2 separate regions of the Homo sapiens genome follow, and region 2 is linked to region 1. A link is an interaction called in ENCODE POLR2A ChIA-PET data of the cell type or tissue named here. Cell type or tissue: PC-3. All regions are shown on one strand.

Region 1 (2,500 bases):
CCAGTGTAGACAGGGCGTTGTCACATCAGGCAGGACTACAGGGACAATGTTTGTCAGCCTGTCTTCTGGGCAACTTGGGGTATCCTCCCTTTATATCACCTCCTGCCCAGGTGCTCTGCGCCGCCAGAGCATCATGTCATTTGGGATCCCTGATGGCAATTTTGAGACTTTGGTTCACAGTAAAGATTGGTCCTGTGTGATCTTAAAGTAATGTGGCTTAAAAACAAATGGCTGTCAGGGAATTGTAAATCAAAGCAAACACCGATGAGAATGGCCCAAATCCAGGACACTCAGCACCAAATGCGAGGGAGGATGTGAAGCCACAGGAAGCCTCACTCACTGCTGGTGGGAACGCAAAACAGTACAGCCACCTTGGAAGACAGTTTGACAAATCCTTAGAAAGCTAAACACACTTTTACCCTGTGATCCAACAATCATGCTCCTTGATATTTACCCAGAGGAGTTAAAAAAACTTATGTCCACACAAAAACCTGCACATGGGTGTTCATAGCGACTTTATTCACGATTATTCATAACAGCTGGAACTTGGAGGCAGCGAAGGTGTCCTTCAGCAGGTGAATGGATAAATTAGCTGTGGTGCATCCAGACAATGGAATATTATTCCACAGCACTAAGAAGAAATGAGCTAGCAAGCCATGAAAAGACATGGGGGAACTCATCTGCATATGAGTAGGTGAGAGAAGCCAATCTGAAAAGGCTATGCCTATGGAGGATTGCAACTCTATGATATCCTAGGAAAGGCAAAGCGATGGAGATAATAAACAGATCAGTGGTTCCTACGGGTTAGGAGGGAGGGAGGGATGAGCAGGCAGAGCACAGGGCATTTTTAAGGCAGTGAAACTGCTCTGTGTGATACTGTAGTGGGGGAGCCATGTCATTGCACAGTTGTCAAAACCCATAGAATATACAGCACCAGCAGTGAGTCCTAATGTAACCTACGGACTTGGGTGATAATGACGTGTGAAGAGACAAGGCGGGTTCATCCGTTGTAACAAACAGCCACCCTGGTAGTAGGGAGGGCAGGAGGTATGTAGAGAACTCTGTGCTTTCCACGCGATTTTGCTGTGAACTAAACAGCTCTAAAAAATAAAGTTCATTAATTAAAAAAAAAAAAAAAAAAAAGGGAAATGACCACATGCAAAGCACTGCGTGGAGGGCCACGCATCCCAAGCAAGTCAGCTAGAGTAGAGGCAGGAACCAAACAGCTCTATGAGGTTCTGGATGAGAAGCCGCATGCACCACCCCCTCCCTGCTCCCGTGTGGGACCCAGTGAAGACCTCCTGTGCCCGGCTGCAGCTGCTGAGTGTGGGAGTGTGCTCTCCACAGCAAACCAGCCGTGAAGGCTGCACACCTTCCTGTTTCTGCCCAGCCACACCACAGGGCACTCAGCCCTTTTCCTGAGCACTTGAAGCTGCGTTTCCTCGAGCTCCTTCCTGTTTAAGAACAGGAGGGGAGTGGCGGCTCGCTTGTGCACCACTCTCCAGGGCAGTGGTGTGCGGGACACCCTGCAGCACCTTTGACTCCTCCTCTGGGAATGAGGCGTGGTTTAATCTGCAACCCCTTACCATTAGAGTCTGCAACTAGTCAAAAGGTGAATCTGGCTGGGCGCGGCGGCTCATGCCTGTCATCCCAGCACTTTGGGAAGCTGAGGCAGGAGGACTGCTTGAGCCCAGGAGTCCTGACCAGCCTGGGCAACATAGTAAGACCTCCTCTCTACAAAAGTAAACAAAACTAGCCTGGCGTGGTGTCATGTGCCTGTGGTCCCAGCTACTCAGGAGGCTGAGGTAGGAGGATCACTTGAGCCCAAGAGGTTGAGGCTGCAGTGAGCCAAGATCGCGCCACTGTGCTCCAGCCTGGGTGACAGAGTGAGACCCACCCCCCTTTTTTTTCAGACCGCATCTTGCTCTGTTGCCCAGGCTGGAGTGCAGTGGCACGATCTCGGCTCACTGCAACCTCCACCTCCCAAGTTTAAGCAATTCTTTTGCCTCAGCCTGCCAAGTAGCTGCGATTACAGGCACCTGCCACCACACCCAGCTAATTTTTGTATTTTTAGTAGAGACTGGGTTTCACTATGTTGGCCAGGCTGGTCTCAAACTCCTGGCCTCAAGTGATCTGCCCACTTCAGCCTGCCAAAGTGCTGGGATTACAAGTGTGAGCCACCCAGCCCTGAGTGAGACCCTTTCTCAAAAAAAAAAGAAAAGAAAAGAAAAAAAAGGTAAATCTAAGAGGTGACCAGTAGGGGAATATATTTGTCGAGTCTCCTCACCTCAGCACTGTTGCCATTTGGAGAAGCATAATTCTTTGGTGTGTGCGGGGAAGGGGGGGCTGTCCTGTGCATTGTGGGGTATTGAGCAGTATCCTTGGCCCTACCCATAAGATGCTGGTAGGCATGTCCCCTCAACTCCCCAGTTGTAATAACCAAAAATATCTCCAGACATTGCCAAATGTACCCGGGAAAATCACTCAGGTTGAAGTCACT
Region 2 (2,500 bases), 120 kb before region 1:
GTCAGGAAATTTATTTTCTTTCTGTCTAATTGAGGGCTAACCTGTTTTTTTTTTTCATTCCCTCATTTATCATACACCTCCTTTATTCCATTCTTGAATTCTGTTTAAAAAAAAATAAAGGCACATGCACACGTATGTTTATTGCGGCACTATTCACAATAGCAAAGACTTGGAACCAACCCAAAAGTCCATCAGTGATAGACAGGATTAAGAAAATGTGGCACATATACACCATGGAATACTATGCAGCCATAAAAAAGGATGAGTTTATGTCCTTTGTAGGGACATGGATGAAGCTGGAAACCATCATTCTCAGCAAACTATTGCAAGAACAAAAAACCAAACACCGCATGTTCTCACTCATAGGTGGGAATTGAACAATGAGATCACATGGACACAGGAAGGGGAACATCACACACCGGGGCCTGTCGTGGGGTGGGGGGAGGGGGAAGGGGGAAGGGATAGCATTAGGAGATATACCTAATGTAAATGCCGAGTTAATGGGTGCAGCACACCAACATGGCACATGTATACATATGTAACAAACCTGCACGTTGTGCACATGCACCTTGGAACTTAAAAAATAAAAAAAACACAAAAACTCTTTGAAAAGCCACGCTCCCCCTTCCTAAACTTGGACTTCATGTTCTCTCTCATGTGGCCTTGTTTGGACCTCTCCAAGGCCACCAAAAGGCTCTGCTAGACTTGGGGAAAGGTTAGCTTTGAGAAGGTCTGACTCAAATCCAGCCAATAGCCAGAGGTGAGCCTGCAGCCTGCAGGTATAGCTGGAAGGGCTGATGTGATGCGGGGACTCACAGGGGATTAAGACCGTGCTGACCCTAAGTTTTGGAGGATTTGGGAGAAAAAATAATTGAGCTCCCAACAGTGATGGGATTTCTACAATCAGCTGGGAGGAACTGCAGGCTCAGGATCCACCCTGTCTGGAGGTCTCACCCCATCTGGAGGGTCTCACCCTGTCTGGAGGTTCTCACCCTGTCTGGAGGTCTCACCCTGTCTGGAGGGTCCACCCTGTCTGGAGGGTCTCACCCTGTCTGGAGGTCTCTTGGGTTGGAGGTCTTCACTCTTCACTACAATCGGATTCTGAAGCCTGCCAGTTGTCAGATGCCTGCCAGGGTTGGGGGTGGGGGAGGGTCATACCCTCGAATGAATGGGGCCTTGACCTTCTCAGGCCCCCCAACACCACCAGTTCCACAGGCACACGATGCACTCGCCTTGGTTGGGGAGCCCATGGCATTGCCCTCGCCGGCCCCTGCCTTCCACCCGCACATTCCTGAGCTTGGCAAAGCGTCCCGCGTGGGGCTGTGTGGGGTGTGGTAAATCGTGGCTTCTCAAACCTGAGGGTCATTTCTCCAGTGGATGGTGTATCTGTTTCCTGTGGCTGCTGTGACAAAATGCCATTCGTCTGATGGCTTTAAACAGCACACGTTTGTTCTCCTTCAGTTGTGGGGGTCCGAGTCTGAAATCCATTTCATGCAGCTCACACTGCGGTGTCATGGGCTCTGGGAAAGAACGGCTTCCTCACCTTGCCCAGTTTCTGGGCTGCGTTCCTGGCATCTCGTCCTGTGGCTCACGGTTCCTCCCTCCACCTGGCTCCAAGGCCAGCGGTGGAGCAGCTTCCAATCTCACGTCTTCACAGCGCCCTCTCCTCTCCTTGCCTCCCTCTGCCCCCGTCTTAGAGGAGACTTGCAGCTGTGCCTTGGGCCCATCCTGATGATCCAGGATAATCTCCCCGTCTCAAGATCCTGAATGTACTCCCACCTGCAAAGCCCTTTCCTTACACCAGGGAACACTCCCAGGTTCCAGGGATTAGGACGCGGACATCTTTGGGGACCATTATTCAGCCAACAACAGGTAGACAGGAGTCCTGGGCTGCGCAAAGGCCCAACAGTCTGGGAAGTCCAGAGTCCCTCCCTGTGACAAGAACACCCCTCCCTGCCCCCTTCCCCTCTGTGCTTACTCCCCAGGGTCAGCTTGAGGCCAGCCGCCGCAGGGACCCCGTTCTGTTCCTCCCAGTCCTGTTAGATCTGAGACTGGAGGGGCCTTCACGAGGATGGCCCTTCTCACCCCAGGACACTGTGAAGCTCACGGTGGGGGCGGGGGGCAGGGTATGCTCAAAGCTTCAGCCCCTAGGTGACAGGTCAGACCTTGAACCCACTTTTAGTCTGAGGCTTGGCTCTCTACACTATCACCCCCTGCAGCTCCAAGTCCTGACGCATGGCTTCCCCAAGAGAGGCTCCAACACCTGCTCTGCTCCCACTCCCCCCGGGGCCGCTGCAGGCTTCTGCACGAGGTGGGCTGCCCTGGTGTTTTGAAGCCTCCCAGGTTCGGGGCCCAGTTCTTAGCACTAGCTGACGTCTGTCCTGGTGGCCGAGTTCTATGGAGCCTGCTGTCTTTGTCAACAGTTTGAGGAAGGAGTCCAGGGTGGCATTGACATACTTAAGGCCAGCTGTGTTTCCTTGGGCCAGTGGCCACATCCCTG

What was found. ChIA-PET counts read pairs that join two places held together with the same protein. Peaks named below come from ENCODE experiments on the same cell type or tissue, not always from the same donor. Only the 100,000 strongest peaks of a DNase experiment are listed, where the experiment ranks them.
Region 2: POLR2A ChIA-PET joins it to region 1 with 8 read pairs; 3 of 35 experiments call an interaction of 5 or more read pairs at or near these places.

What each region holds. Positions count from the first base shown.
Region 1 is chr2:10,381,471-10,383,970 of GRCh38, forward strand. The region is part of intron 1 of HPCAL1 (hippocalcin like 1); the gene reads left to right. Among named protein-coding and RNA genes, the nearest start is that of SNORA80B, 64 kb to the right of the region's middle. RefSeq lists enhancers at 823-1,478, 1,479-2,132. In PC-3, a CTCF peak has its summit at 2,229; no DNase peak of the experiment used is centred here; H3K27ac peaks cover 502 bases.
Region 2 is chr2:10,263,479-10,265,978 of GRCh38, forward strand. No RefSeq gene overlaps it. Among named protein-coding and RNA genes, the nearest start is that of HPCAL1, 38 kb to the right of the region's middle. In PC-3, no CTCF peak of the experiment used is centred here; no DNase peak of the experiment used is centred here.